Regions from separate parts of the Homo sapiens genome. Here regions 2 and 3 are each linked to region 1. Evidence: chromatin contacts called from ENCODE Hi-C or POLR2A ChIA-PET data. All regions are on one chromosome and are shown on one strand. The core of a region is the stretch at or near the end of the contact, and the rest is flanking DNA. Distances in the headings are between cores, read along the strand shown. Region 1 holds the start of AXIN1 (axin 1). Region 2 holds the start of METRN (meteorin, glial cell differentiation regulator). Region 3 holds the start of STUB1 (STIP1 homology and U-box containing protein 1).

What was found. A loop is a pair of places that touch in the nucleus more often than their neighbours do. ChIA-PET counts read pairs that join two places held with the same protein, here RNA polymerase II (POLR2A). Pooled maps may share reads with other maps.
Region 2: a pooled map shows a loop between it and region 1 (4-fold over the local background). The contact joins the promoter of METRN here to the promoter of AXIN1 in region 1. A Hi-C loop is called at or near these places in 4 of 50 pooled maps. POLR2A ChIA-PET finds 5 or more read pairs at or near these places in 4 of 52 experiments (A673, BJ, HEK293 and 1 more).
Region 3: a map with no recorded cell type shows a loop between it and region 1 (15-fold over the local background). The contact joins the promoter of STUB1 here to the promoter of AXIN1 in region 1. A Hi-C loop is called at or near these places in 1 of 37 single-sample maps with no recorded cell type and 9 of 50 pooled maps. POLR2A ChIA-PET finds 5 or more read pairs at or near these places in 3 of 52 experiments (HEK293, activated B cell and activated CD4-positive, alpha-beta T cell).

Annotation. Positions count from the first base shown.
Region 1 is chr16:349,902-354,800 of GRCh38, forward strand. It overlaps AXIN1 (axin 1), which reads right to left and starts at 2,822. Exons shown (of 11, transcript NM_003502.4): 1 at 2,468-2,822. RefSeq lists silencers at 2,041-2,100, 2,111-2,180, 2,201-2,250, 2,531-2,610, 2,711-3,190 and 1 more.
Region 2 is chr16:712,101-716,999 of GRCh38, forward strand. METRN (meteorin, glial cell differentiation regulator) reads left to right here and starts at 3,018. Exons shown (of 4, transcript NM_024042.4): 1 at 3,018-3,293; 2 at 3,484-3,884; 3 at 4,833-4,892. The coding sequence starts at 3,190. RefSeq lists enhancers at 2,034-2,632, 3,231-3,828, 3,829-4,426, 4,427-4,899 and silencers at 2,777-3,086, 3,187-3,616, 3,717-3,776.
Region 3 is chr16:676,761-681,659 of GRCh38, forward strand. STUB1 (STIP1 homology and U-box containing protein 1) reads left to right here and starts at 3,650. Exons shown (of 7, transcript NM_005861.4): 1 at 3,650-3,924; 2 at 4,392-4,590; 3 at 4,678-4,843. The coding sequence starts at 3,766. It overlaps RHBDL1 (rhomboid like 1), which reads left to right. Exons shown (of 8, transcript NM_001278720.2): 3 at 1-136; 4 at 211-359; 5 at 516-628; 6 at 699-799; 7 at 879-939; 8 at 1,021-1,508. The coding sequence ends at 1,292. It also overlaps the pseudogene STUB1-DT. RefSeq lists silencers at 3,129-3,238, 3,519-3,728 and enhancers at 4,409-4,458, 4,429-4,899.

The DNA.
Region 1 (4,899 bases), core at 1,572-4,071:
AATTCTCCAGCCTCAGCCTCTCAAGTGGCGGGGACTACAGGCACGAGTCATCAACGCCCGGCTAATTACTGTATTTTGGGTTTCACCACGTTGGCCAGGCTGGTCTCAAACTCCTGAGCTCAAAGCAATCCACCCGCCTCGGCCTCCCAAAGTGTTGGGATTACAGGCCACTTTGCCTGGCCCCAAAACTAATGTTTTAATTCATGTGTGAACCAAATTTTCAGAGCCCAGAAGAAAATTTTCTTACAATCATGTGTATTTTTGGCTGTCAACTGACAGAAGACTTTTTGGTGTCCCTGGAAGCACATGAACCCCTCTACAAGCTACTGATGTTGTTGAAACATGTCCCAATTCCTGAAATCTCTGGGTTCCCACAGGGAAGCACACCAAGCATTTAGTGTACACACAAGTACACACCACACATAAAGCAGTCACGTTTACTCAGTTCAGTATCAAATGCCTGCAAGCACTGAATCTGGCCCACAGCCTGTAGCTACCATCAATAAAGTGAGTCCATAAAACGGGCGGGATGCCTACAAGTATGATACTGTATTTAAAATTCCCTTTCGTCACCGCTTAGGCATATGCTCCAGGCATCATGGCAGCAAACTCAATGCTACCTACGTGTGTAGGTATTTATTTTACCCAAACGTAACTTTTGACATTTTGATTTACATGGAGGAGGCAAGTAACACAACACGACTCTGACATCTTCCCAGCTGTCCATTGATTTAACTCTTGAAGGTTCAGGGCTACTATTTCACATGTAATTTATTCCCCCATCACTGAAATTCTCAATGACCAATGTAATCCGAAAAAGTCTGCTTAGCTTTTCTGAAACTAGAAACCCAAGACAAGTCAACACCAGCTGAAAATCAAACAAAAACAGTCTGTTTTTCATGCTTTCCCATCCTTGTCCCTGAATGGAGATCTTAAAACTGAAACCAAAGCCAGGTGAGGTGGCTCACGCCTGTAATCCCAGCACTTTGGGAGGCCGAGGTGGGCGGATCACCTGAGGTCGGGAGTTCAAGACCATCCTGACCCACATACAGAAACCCCATCTCTACTAAAAATACAAAATTAGTCAGGCTTGGTGGCGCATGCCTATAATCCCAGCTACTTGGGAAGGCTGAGGCAGGAGAATCGCTTGAACCTGGGAGGCGGAGGATGCGGTGAGCGGAGATCACGCCATTGGACTCCAGCCTGGGCAACAAGAGCAAAACTCTGTCTCAAAAAAAAAAAAAAACTGAAACCGAGCTATTGCTGAGTATCTCGGGTAGCCGGTTTAGACTGTGTTTTCTCCAAAATAGGGCCTGTGGATCCAAGTAAGCTCGAGATTCTTCCTGAAGAAGCAGAGAACAGAAGTGTGAGCAAAAACAAGGGGCTGACATGCACATAAGAACCCTTTATAAATTATCTTAGAAGGGGCCAGGCGCGGTGGCTCACGCCTGTAATCCCAACACTTTGGTAGGCCAAAGTGGGCAGATCACCTGAGGTCAGGAGTTCCAGGCCAGCCTGGTCAACATGGTGAAACCCTGTCTCTACTAAAAATACAAAAATTAGCCGGATGTGGTGGCGCATGCCTGTTATCCCAGCTACTCAGGCGGCTGAGGCAGGAAAACTGCTTGAACCCGGGAGGCGGAGGTTGCAGTGAGCCAAGATAGCGCCACTGCACTCCAGCCTGGGCTACAGTGCGAGACTCCGTCTCAAAAAAAAAAAATTATCTTAGAGGACGGTGGTCACCCCTGTAGTCCCAACACCTTGGAAGGCTGAGGCAGGTGGATCGCTTGAGGCCAAGAATTCAACACCTGCTGGGCAATATAGTGACACCCCATCTCTACAAAAAATATATATATATATATCTTATAGATGGGCTGAGAAAAATCCCCAGAGAACTGACATGTTTTTCTCTACTTTCTTCAATGCCAAGCTGAAAGTTTCACTGCTCGGGCAGTGCAGCTCTGGTTTCACGGGGGCTAAATTCCAAAGTGCGGGGCGGGGGTAGAATCTAAGAACCACACCCAAGAGAAAGACCAGTGTTTGGGCAGCAAGGCATCAACCTGGAGGGTACGGACGCCGGAGCACGCGGCTACTCAGGCCGAACCCCGACCCGGACCCGGCACGCGGCCTCGGCGAGGGCGGGCGGGAGTGTCCTCCTCCGGGACAGCCGGACTCCCGCCGACTTCTGGGCGGCGGGGAGGGCTCCAGGCCCGGCTCTCCCGGGCCCCCGCACGCGATGCGCGGCCCCTGCAGCTGCTCCGTGCCCCGAGACGCGCCCGAGGCCTCGGACCTCCAAGCGGCCACCGCGCCGCCAGTCCCGCTGCCCAGGGACACCCCGGCCCCAGCTCCCCGCGCGCCCACCCCCTCGGTCCCACGCGCGTCAGCCACCCGCGCCCCCCGCCGCTTCCGGGTCCCGCCCGCCCGGCCTACCGCGGCCTAGCCCGCCCCGGAGCCCGGCCCTACTCACCCGCGCGCGGTGGTGGCGGGACCCCGGGCCCGGCTCCCGGAGCGGCGCGGCGCGGTCCGGGCCCATGCGCTCAGCGGCAGCGCGGCGGGCGGGACCCGGCGGGGGCGCGGCCCGGGGCGGCCCCCATCTCGGCGGCTGCGGCTCGGCGGCCCGGAGGCGGACGCGGGGCAGGCCGCGGGGGCGCCGCAGGGGCCCAGCCGCCAGCTCCCACCCGCCCGCTCCGCGTGGACGCGGCTCCGGGCCGACTCCGGCCGGCTCTGGCGGCGGCAGCGGCCACGATCGCCTCCCGAGCCAGAGCCCGAGCCAGAGCGCCGAAGCCCAGGCCCGAGCGCCCCCGCCGGCGGCGTCCGGAAGTGCGGGGGCGGGGCCGGGGCGCGGGGACGAGGTGAGAGCGCGGGGCGGGGCCTCAACACGGGGCGGGGCCGGCAGCGCGGGGACGAGGTAAAGGGTGTGGGGCGGGGCTTCAGGCGCGGGGCGGGGCTGAAAGCGCGAGGATAAAGTGAGGAGCGTGGGGCGGGGCCGACAGCGAGGGGACAGGTGAGGAGCGCGGGGCGGGGCCGGGGCGTGGGCGGGGCCGGAAGCGAGAAGACGAGGTGAAGAGCTCGGGGCGGGGCCTCGGGCGTGGGGCGGGGACCAGGGAGTAAGGCGGGGCCCGCCTCGAGCAGAAGAGGTAAAGAGCGTGGGGCGGGGCCTCCGGCGCGGGGCGGGGCCGGAAGCGAGAAGACGAGTTGAGAAACATGGGCCGGGGTCTCTGCATGGCCGGGAGAGGGCGTGGTCAGTGCCTGCCGGGGGCGGGGCGTGCCGGGGGCGCGGTCGCGCCGTCTTCCCGAGGGGCGGTGCGGAAGCGGAGCCCGGGAGGCTTTGGCTTCCCAGAGAGCGGAGTGGGAGAGGCGGCGTTGCAGGTCCTTGGAATGGCCGCGGCCGTGGGGAGCACTGGGCGGACTGCGCGCCCCGAAGGGCGCACGTGGGGCGCAGCCCTTTTCTGCCGCCAGTACATCGGAGGGCAGTCAGGGGGCTGCAGGCCTCGGGGCTCCCTGCCCAGCCGGCCCTGGAGAGGAGGCCCTCGTGGGGACCGCCACGGCCTGCCCGCCGCCGTGAGGGAAGCAGGCTCCCAGGAGTGGGGTGGTCGGCAGGCAGGGATGGCCAGGGCCCTTGGAAGGTGGGGTGGGCTCCACCCTCCTGAGTCCCAAGGCAGCCTGGACTCACAGCGCCAGGGAACACGTTAGGCCCCAATATATGGTGGCTCTCACCCGGACAGGAGCCACAACCTCCAAAGAGCCCACCGGCTAGGACCCTCTGCCTTGATTTCTCCCAGGCACCATCTAGTATCAGAGAAGGGTTCTCCTTCCCTCCGCTGCCCAGGCCAGCCCGAGAGCAAGGCCATTGGAGTGTCCAGACCCCTGCACCCCTTCCCCTGGGCTGTCTCCACAGCGGCCCTGCCAAGGGGTCCAGTCCGATCCTGCCACCCTGGCTGCCCAGATCCGTGTCACTTGCCCTGCAGGCCACAGAGCATGAGGTCACAGCCCCAGGCACCCCACGGCAGAGAGGCACGGGCCCCCAGCAGCAGCCCCAGCACCAGCTCTGGCCAGCCCAACCCTGTCAGAACCAACCCTCTGCTCTCCACCCAGGCCTCAGCCAACCATCAGGCCCTCCCCAAGGAGGAGGATGTGAGTACCAGGATCTGCCGCCTCCCACAACAGCCCAGGGCCCTGTCCTTCCCAGAGCACTATTGGGCCTGGCACCTCCCGGGATGCTCCAGGCAGCCCCCTGGGGTCAGCTATACCCCCGTTTCACAGAGGAGACAGCTGCAGTTCAGGCCACACAGGACCAGCTCGCCTCCTGTTGGGTGAGGGCTCCCCACCTCGTCCGCCCCACACCTGAGACAACAGCCCTCATCTATCTGCCCTCTGCTTTAGGCCTCCCAGGGCTCCCTGCTGCCCACAGCCCTTCAGGGCCCTTCCTAAGGGCGCCTCCCCCACACCTTCCCCTAGATGCGTCTGGCCACTTGCCCGCCTCCGTGCTTCCGTGTCCATCATGTCCATACCTGCCAGCTCCCTCCAGGCACCTCTCACGTCACCCCCATGTCTTTCCCTGGGCTGTGTCACCCTGGATGCCCAGCCTCACCCTTCAGAGCTCCCAGGCAAGCACAGAAGTCCCAGCTCCAGGCTCCCCGAGCTTCCAGCCTACCCCCAACCAGATGCCCACAGGTGGGACTGCATGGGGAACCATGTGTGGAAGCCTCCCAGCCCTCGCCCCTGCCAGCACTCAGCATGGTGTCTGATGCCAGCATCGCTGTGTGGGAAAGGGGGTAGCATGGGACAAGGGCCACTAGGCTGTCCCCAGCCTGCCAAGGGCCCAGGCCCACCTCCCAGGGCCATCACTGTGCTCAGAGCAGGTGGGCAGGGGCTGGGGATATGAACGAAGCTGCACTG
Region 2 (4,899 bases), core at 1,768-4,267, 360 kb after region 1:
GGTCTCTTCTGTCGCCCTGGTTGGAGTGCAGTGGTGCAATCACAGCTCACTGCAGCCTCACCCTCCTGGGCTTAAGCAATCCTCCTGCCACAGCCTCCCAAAGTGCTAAGACTACATGCATGAGCTGCTGCACCCAGCTAATTTTTGTAGTTTTAGTGGAGTTGGGGTTTCAACATGTTGGCCAGGCTGGTCTTGAACTCCTGATGTCAAGCGATCATCCTGCCTCAGCCTCCCAAAGTGCTGAGATTACAGGCAGGAGCTGCCACACCCGGCCTTAATTTTTATGTAATTAATTAATTAATTTTTATGAGACAGACTCTCACTCTGTCACCCAGGCTGGAGTGCAGTGGCCTGATCTCAGCTCACTGCAACCTCCACCTCCCGGGTTCAAGCGGTTCTCCTGTCTCAGCCTCCCAAGTAGCTAGGACTGCAGGCGTGCGCCACCACGTCCAGCTAATTTTTGTATTTTTAGTAGAGATGGGGTTTCACCATGTTGGCCAGGCTGGTCTCGAACTCCCGACCTTGTGATCTCCCTGCCTTGGCCTCCCAAACTGCTGAAATTACAGGTGGGAGCCGCTGCGCCTTGACAATTTTTATTTTTAATTGTAAGATATACATCATAACATCTACCATTTTACCCATTTTAAAGTGTGCAGTTCCGTACTGTTGAGTACATTTGTGTTGTGTAATCAAGCTCCTGAATTCTGTCCCCATTAAGCTCCAATCCCTCATTCCCCTCCCCAGCCCCTGCTCCACTTTCTGTCCTCATGACCGTGACTACTCTAAGGTGACTCACAGAAGTGGAATCCAACAGTGTTTGTCCTTTTGTCTCTGGCTTATTTTGCTCAGCGCATAAGCCTCCAGGCTCATCCAGGCTGTAGCGGGTGTCAAGGGACCAGAACTTCATTCCTTTTTATGGCTTAATAATGGACCCACCGCCAGGGGGTGCCGTGGCTCATGCCTGTAATCCCAACACTTTGGGAGGCTGAGGTGGGCGGATCACCTGAGGTCGGGAGTTCAAGACCAGCCTGACCAGCATGGAGAAACCTCGTCTCTACTAAAAATACAAAATTAGCCGGCATGATGGCACATGCCTGTAATCCCAGCTGCTCGGGAGGCTGACGCAGGAGAATCGCTTGAACCCAGGAGGTGGAGGTTGCAGTGAGCCAAGATCGCGCCATTGCACTCCAGACTGGGCAAAGAGCGAAACTCCATCTCAAAAAAAAAAAAAAAAAAAAAAAAAAAAAAGAGGCCGGGCGCGGTGGCTCACATCTGTAATCCCAGCACTTTGGGAGGCCAAGGCGGGCAGATCACGAGGTCAGGAGATCGAGACCATCCTGGCTAACACGGTGAAACACCCTCTCTACTAAAAAAAGAAAAAATACAAAAATTTAGCCGGGTGTGGTGGCGGGCGCCTGTAGTCTCAGCTGCTCGGGAGGCTGAGGCAGGAGAATGGCATGAACCCAGGAGGCAGAGGTTGCAGTGAGCCGAGATCGAGCCACTGCACTCCAGCCTGGGCGACAGAACGAGATTCCGTCTCAAAAAAAAAAAAAAAAATGGACCCACTGCACTTGCTTGTCCACTCAGCTGCAGACAGGCCTTTGGGAGTCTTCCACCTTTTGGGGATTGTGATGGCTACTTCTGACCTGCACCTCGCCCAGAGCAAGGGGCTGGCCGAGCCCAGTAGGCGCCTTGTTCCTGTTTGGCCTGGGAGGGCCCTGGGGTTGAGGGAGGGCCTGGTCAGTGGGATCCAGCCTCCCACTGCCACTGAGCCATCTGGCCTCATCTGTCCGACTGCCACTGGTGAACTCATCTGTCCACCATGAGTTTCGAGCGCCGGGTGGCAGGAGGTTTGGGGGCAGGGGACGGAATGTTCACATCTTCAGGCTGCACAGTCTATGCTGGTCCTTGCAGTCCCCGGCTAAAGCTTCTGTCGTCCGTAAGGGGTTCAGTATGTAGTGGGACCCCTTTGCTTGTGCCTTAGGCCTTCTGTGATCTGACCTGTCGTCCCCACCCACCACCCATGCCCTGGGGTTTCACTGGGCTGCCAAGAGCTCCTTCCTCAGGCCCTTGACCCAGGCTGTCTGCTCTCCCCCATTCTCTTCCTGTCCACCTGGCCAGCCACTGCCCACTTCCTCCCATCAGGCCAACTCAGCAGTCCCGGATGCTGGGAATCCCACACTGCTCCAGCCTGAGGCTACAGTGTGTTTGCGAATCGCCTGTTTCTGCTTGTTTCATCTTGGTGGGGGCTGCTCCTGTGGCCCAGGGGTGTCCTCCCAGCTCCTGTGTCTCCACGTGCTGCAGGCCTGCAGGGGTGCCCGTGGCTGCTCCATTCACGCCCCTCCAGGAGCCCCGTCTGGCCCGGGGTCGGTCATCCGGCAACTATGGGGTGCCGCTAGGTCTGAGGAAAGGGGCCTAAGCCTGCGGGCTGCGCGCTCTTCAGCAGGACCCCCTCCTGCAGACGGCCTTACCAAAACCCGAGGCCTGGCCCCGCTCCAAGGCGCAGCCCCCAGGCCAGGCCTTCCCCGCCTCTGGAGTCATGACCCCTCTCCTCTGGGGCTCCACCGGCCTCTGGTCAGCAGGACCGGACCTGGTTGGGAGGGATGTGGCCAACAGGCCCAGGTCCCAGTGTTAGGAAGGAGCAGGCCCGGCCGCCCGCGAGGCGGAACCACCAGGTGGGCCACCTTCCCTACCGCCACCCCGAGGTTCCAGTGGACATCAAAACCTCGGCTCCATCAGAGGCTCCAGGACTCCGATCGGGACAGCGCGGGGGGCGAGGCCAGGGTGAGGGCGCGGCGAAGGAGAGACGCACAGCGCGGGGCGGGCAAGGAGCCTCCCTTCCGCGCCAAGGCCCCCCCCAACCCTCGAGGCGCTTGGACCGTGGGATAGTCCTCCGGCGGCGCCCGAGCTCCGGCCCCGCCCCCGCTCCGCCCCGCGCCTGCTATTGGCGGAAAGTTCCGGGCCGCGCCGCGACTGGCCGACACGCCGCAGGCCCCGCCCCCTTCCCGACCCGCTCCAAGGCGGCCCCGGCGCTGGGGCTGCGCGGCAGGCGGAGCGGCCGCGGGCTTGGGGGCTTCGCCGGGGCCGGGCGGCCGGCGCCCCCGGCTGCTCCCGCCGCCGCCCGGACCCGCGCCCCGCCGGGGCAGCGGTGGTGAGAGCCCCGACTCCCCGGACGCCGCCCGCCGTGCCATGGGGTTCCCGGCCGCGGCGCTGCTCTGCGCGCTGTGCTGCGGCCTCCTGGCCCCGGCTGCCCGCGCCGGCTACTCCGAGGAGCGCTGCAGCTGGAGGGGCAGGTACGGTCCGGGGGGCTGTCCCCGCACTTAGGACGGGGTGCGCTGCGGCTAGGACCCCCCAGGCGCCCCTCGGAGCGCGCAGAGCGCTGGGCCGGTTTCCCCATCCGCGAGGCGGCCTCGGGAGGGAGCGGGGGCTGCGCCGGGCGGGGACCCGCCCCCGTCTCAGCGCCCCGTCCCGTCCTGTCCCCAGCGGCCTCACCCAGGAGCCCGGCAGCGTGGGGCAGCTGGCCCTGGCCTGTGCGGAGGGCGCGGTTGAGTGGCTGTACCCGGCTGGGGCGCTGCGCCTGACCCTGGGCGGCCCCGATCCCAGAGCGCGGCCCGGCATCGCCTGTCTGCGGCCGGTGCGGCCCTTCGCGGGCGCCCAGGTCTTCGCGGAGCGCGCAGGGGGCGCCCTGGAGCTGCTGCTGGCCGAGGGCCCGGGCCCGGCAGGGGGCCGCTGCGTGCGCTGGGGTCCCCGCGAGCGCCGGGCCCTCTTCCTGCAGGCCACGCCGCACCAGGACATCAGCCGCCGCGTGGCCGCCTTCCGCTTTGAGCTGCGCGAGGACGGGCGCCCCGAGCTGCCCCCGCAGGCCCACGGTCTCGGCGTAGACGGTGAGTGGCGGTCTGGTTGGGACAGGGTGGGAGTCCCGAAGTCTTACCCTGCCTGGGCTTGGCGGGAATGTGCCTTGTCGGCCCCACTGCAGAAGGAAAAAGTGAGCTACAAGGGTTGGATGGGCTTGTCAGGCCACACAGCCTGGGACTGCTGGGGAGGGATGGCCTCCCCGCCCTCCCTTCCCGATTCATCTCTGGAAAGAGCTGGCAGGGGCAGAGTGGAGGGAAGGGGAGGCCGGGCCCAGCAATCCTGGGCCTCTGGTCCCTGAACGGTTGGGGGAAGAGATGGTGGGGACAGAATCGAAGCCTCCGGCCAAAGCTGTCCGGGGCTCCCTGGCCCAGCGGTGACCTCTCTCCCCTCCCCCAGCCCAACCAACAAAAGTCCAGTGTGCAGCCCGGTCACCATGGAGACGCCGCTCGCCTCCCTGCAGGGCACCAGGCCCAGCTCTTGCTTGGCTCTCCTGGAGCTTGGCGCCTGACCCTGAAAGGGATGGGCTCTCGCTATTCTGCCCCCTGGCCCTGGGCCAGGGACCCCAGACCACCCTTCCTCTGCCCCCACTTCCTATCACCCTAGCTGGGCTGCTGCTCTTCAGACCTCAGATCCGGGAAACTAGAGGGGTCCCAGATGCTGGGGTGCATATGTCAGATGGGAGTGCAGGAGGGCGGCCCAGGACAGCTGATCGCTAGGCATGGCCCCCAGGCCCACGTCTGTGTGCATTCCTGCCTTGGAGGTACGCGCCTGCAAGTGTGTTTCCTGAGTACAGGTGTCGCCGAGGGCGTGCACATCTGCTGTGTAGCTCTCTGGGACCCCCAGGTGCCATCAGGCCCTGAGCGTGGGCTCTGCTCATTTGCCTGCTGCCTCCTGCCGCTTGTGCGGACAAGGGACGGGGCCTGGGGTGATGCCGGGAGAGGGCAGGGCCTCTCCTCACCACCCCCTCTGCATGCCAGGTGCCTGCAGGCCCTGCAGCGACGCTGAGCTGCTCCTGGCCGCATGCACCAGCGACTTCGGTGAGTG
Region 3 (4,899 bases), core at 2,400-4,899, 330 kb after region 1:
CCTAGGTGTCTACAAGCGGTTTGTGCGTTACGTGGCCTACGAGATCCTGCCTTGTGAGGTGGACCGCCGCTGGTACTTCTACCGTCACCGCAGCTGCCCACCCCCCGTGTTCATGGCCTCGGTCACTCTTGCCCAGGTGGGCCCCCCGGCCGCTGCCCCGGGAGCCTCCCGCGCTCCTGGCCATGACCAGCCTAACACTCGTGTCCCCAGATCATCGTGTTCCTGTGTTACGGGGCCCGCCTCAACAAGTGGGTGCTGCAGACCTACCACCCCGAGTACATGAAGAGCCCCCTTGTGTACCACCCCGGGCACCGTGCCCGCGCCTGGCGCTTCCTCACCTACATGTTCATGCACGTTGGGTGAGTAGCACTGCTGCCCGGTGAGCCCCGCCCCAACCTGCCATTACATCAGAAAGGCTTAGCCGCAAGGCAGGTGCGGCAACTTGAGGTGACGGCTGGGGGTGGGGCCGGATGGCTGACCCCACCCTTCGTACCCGTTTGCTTCCCTGTGGCCAGGCTGGAGCAGCTGGGGTTCAACGCCCTCCTGCAGCTGATGATCGGGGTGCCCCTGGAGATGGTGCACGGCCTGCTCCGCATCAGCCTGCTCTACCTGGCAGGCGTGCTGGCAGGTGAGGCAGGCGCGCACCCCCGCCCCCTGCCCTGGCCGGCTGCACCCTCACCCGCCGCTTGCTCACACAGGCTCCCTAACCGTCTCCATCACCGACATGCGGGCCCCGGTGGTGGGAGGCTCCGGCGGGGTCTACGCCCTGTGCTCGGCACACCTGGCCAACGTTGTCATGGTAACGGGCCTGCCCGGTGGGGGGCGTGGGGAGGGGCCCCAGGTGAGCCTCACCACTTCTCGTCTGCACACACCCATAGAACTGGGCTGGGATGAGATGTCCCTACAAGTTGCTGAGGATGGTGCTGGCCTTGGTGTGCAGTGAGTAGGGGCCGGGGGGAGGGCCGGGGGGCCTCTCAGCCTGCAGCCAGGGCACCTCCCACCTGCCGCGTCCCTCTGCAGTGAGCTCCGAGGTGGGCCGGGCCGTGTGGCTGCGCTTCTCCCCGCCGCTGCCCGCCTCGGGCCCACAGCCCAGCTTCATGGCGCACCTGGCAGGCGCGGTGGTGGGGGTGAGCATGGGCCTGACCATCCTGCGGAGCTACGAGGAGCGCCTGCGGGACCAGTGCGGCTGGTGGGTGGTGCTGCTGGCCTACGGCACCTTCCTGCTCTTCGCCGTCTTCTGGAACGTCTTCGCCTACGACCTGCTGGGCGCCCACATCCCCCCACCGCCCTGACCGGCTACCTGAGGCTGCACAGGCCAGGGCTCGGGCATGTGGTGGCCGCCCACCAGGGGCCTTCACGTCTGCCCTTTGTGAACGGACGTCTCAGGGCTGCTGTGCCCCTTGGGTGTGGGTGGCCTCAAAGGAGGCCCTGTCCCAGCCACCCACCCCCCACTCCCAGGACTTGCGGTCTGAGCCTTTTTGGATAATTAATAAATATTTTACACAGCACCAGGGGGCTGTCCCGGGCTCTGGAGACTCGTCAGGGCCCCCACACCTGCTGCACAGACCGCGACGGCCCTCCCCACCACGGGGGCCTGGACTTCCCTCCTTGTGCATCTCTGCACCTGGGGTCAGGCGTGGGAGTTGTTCCTGGGCCACAGGTGCTGTGTCTGTGGGAGCTGGGGGCACGCGGGATGGCTGGGGGCCGGGCGTGTGGTCAGGCCAGGTGTGTGGTCAGGCCGGGTGTGTGATCAGGCGTGAGTTTGGGAAGTGTTTATTGAGCTCCCGTAGTGGCCAGCCTCCTCTTCAGCCTCCCTGCCGTCCAGTGAGACCCGGAGGCCTGAGGTTCTGTGGCAGGTGAGCAGGCCTGGGCCATGGCCAAGTTTACTCGGCCTGGGTTCCATGCTTCTTGGCTGGCCTAGCATCCTCGTGGGTGGCCAGGCTGGGGCCAAGGTTGGGCAGCAGGTCTGGGCACAGCCTCTGCCCCACAGCCCAGGTCCACAGTGCTGTCTCCACTAGGTAGGGAGTCCACTGTCCTGAGGCACTGGCTAGGGAGGGGCACACGGACTCAGGCCCAGGGGCACGGGCCACCCCAACCTGCCCACACACAGTTCATTCCCCTTGGCTCAGAGCTGTGGCCCGCTCTTGAACCTGGCCCAGGTACAGCAGGTAGTACCTGAGGGTGTACTGTGGGGCCGGCCAGCCGGGCACTGTGGCCACCGCCTCATCTGACATGAAGGCCTCCATCTCTGGAGCTCCAGCTGCCAGGACTGCTGTGAACAGCGAGGAGAAGCAGCCAGACACACCCCATCAGGACAAGCTCTGGGAGACCCTGCTCCCAGCAGCCCAGGGCCCTATGGTTCCTGCTCCTAGCGACACGCAAGGGCCCAGACTGCCCGCTTCACAGACAAGAACGCCTATGTACCCAAGTCGTGCCCACCCAACTCACCCGAGGCTGTGGTGGGCCCACACCGCAGAGGGCACACAGCTCGGTGACTGCAGCCCCCACATCTGGCAGGAGGCAGAAGGTGGCGGTCGAACAGTGCACAACCAGCTCAGGGGGATTGGTGGCCACCAGCTGCTGCAGACGTGGCCGGAAGCGCCCCTCTGTGGGAGGCCAGGTCAGGGTGCCTGGGGTGCTGGACCCACCAGGGAGGCCCCGCCCCCACTGGAGACACCCGCCCCGCCGATGCCACGCCCCAATGAAGACCCGCGCTACGGAGGCCCTGCCCTCGGGGCGGGCCGCCCTTCACAGTCAAGCTGCCAGGCCAGCAGCCGCTCCAGCTCCCTGTCACATGCTTCTCTGCTCTGCCCCTGATGGCCGCTGGCAACTCTTCCCGATACCTGAGGAAGGGCGGTGAGGGGAGGACTGGCCACGGAGGACGCTCGCCCCACCGATCTCTATCCCCTTCCACTCTACCAACAGTCCGGGGCTTCCAGCCGCCCTCGGGGGCTCGCGCTCGCCCGTAGCACCTCTCGTGGCGCTCCAGAATGGCAGCCCAGCGACTGGGGTCCTCACACCCCACAGCGCGTGGGAAGCCGCTACGTTCACGCGCAGGGGCGGGAGGCGGCGGCTGGGGGCGGGGCCTCTGCTGATGGGGCCGGGTGCTGGGGGCGGGGCCTCTGGATTGGGCGGTTGCTGGGGGCGGGGCCTCTGCGGATGGGGCTGGGGGCGGGGCCTCTGCTGATGGGGCCGGCGGCTGGGGGCGGGGCCTCTGGATTGGGCGGCTGCTGGGGGCGGGGCCTCTGCGGATGGGGCCGGCTGCTGGGGGCGGGGCCTCTGGATGGGGCCGGCTGCCGGGGGAGGGGTCTCTGCGCGTTGGGACAGGGGCGGAACCCCAGGTGGTCGGGACAGGCTGTTGCGGGAGCGCGCCCTCAGCGAAGCAAGTGAGGCATCTCACTGGGAAAGTCGAATGTGTGTGGCGGCCGCCGCCGAGGCGGGTTCCGAAGAGACCTCAGCAGGGCAGGCCAGGGCCTACGCGAACGCCCACCCTTAAGAGCGCGGGGACAGGGAACTGGAGCGTTCCTCCCAGCCCCCGACGTCGCGGGCCCAGTGTCCCCGTCCAGGCTGGTTGGGCGCACGCGCGGCCCCACTCGCCCCCACGCGTGCGTCCCCGCTGGTCCCGCCCCCGGCCGGAAGTTCCGGCGGCGGAGCTGGGCCGGGCCCGAGCGGATCGCGGGCTCGGGCTGCGGGGCTCCGGCTGCGGGCGCTGGGCCGCGAGGCGCGGAGCTTGGGAGCGGAGCCCAGGCCGTGCCGCGCGGCGCCATGAAGGGCAAGGAGGAGAAGGAGGGCGGCGCACGGCTGGGCGCTGGCGGCGGAAGCCCCGAGAAGAGCCCGAGCGCGCAGGAGCTCAAGGAGCAGGGCAATCGTCTGTTCGTGGGCCGAAAGTACCCGGAGGCGGCGGCCTGCTACGGCCGCGCGATCGTGAGTGCGCCCGCGCGGGGAGGGCGGCGGCGGTGGCACCGGGGAGGGCCGGGCCCGGGCCCGGCCGGCCCCACCGAGGGTCTGGCTCCTCTTCGGGGCGTGTCCTCGGCTCCCAAAGCCCAGCCGTGGTTCTCGAGCCCAGCGCCGGGTGCCGGAGAACGAGGGTGCGATGCTGGATGGAGGCCGGCCGGGTGGGGGGAGGGCAGGGGCCCTCGACCCTTGAGGACCCCAGGTCCTAAGCCCGGACTCTCCAAAGATTTGGAAAACTTTACAAAACCAAGTGGAATCAAGCGGATAGGCTCAGCCAGTACTCCACTGTGCACAGATCCTTGGACCCAGGGGCTTTGACAACTGAGAAACCTAGTTTCTTGATTCTAGCCAGAGCGCAGAAGCTGGGACGGGCCGTGGGTCAGAGTGGGCACGCTGAGCCTACGCCCTCATGCGGCTGGCCCGGCCTTGGTCCCTAGACCCGGAACCCGCTGGTGGCCGTGTATTACACCAACCGGGCCTTGTGCTACCTGAAGATGCAGCAGCACGAGCAGGCCCTGGCCGACTGCCGGCGCGCCCTGGAGCTGGACGGGCAGTCTGTGAAGGCGCACTTCTTCCTGGGGCAGTGCCAGCTGGAGATGGAGAGCTATGATGAGGCCATCGCCAATCTGCAGCGAGGTTGGCTGACAAGCTGCCCGGTTGTGGGGCCTCTGGGGCCAGGCGGGTGGACTGGCCAGAGAGTGACGTGAAGCCCCCGTTCCCCAGCTTACAGCCTGGCCAAGGAGCAGCGGCTGAACTTCGGGGACGACATCCCCAGCGCTCTTCGAATCGCGAAGAAGAAGCGCTGGAACAGCATTGAGGAGCGGCGCATCCACCAGGAGAGCGAGCTGCACTCCTACCTCTCCAGGCTCATTGCCGCGGAGCGTGAGAGGTGGGACCCTCACCCCAGGCCGCCCTGTCTTGGGATAATTCTGAATCACCGACTCC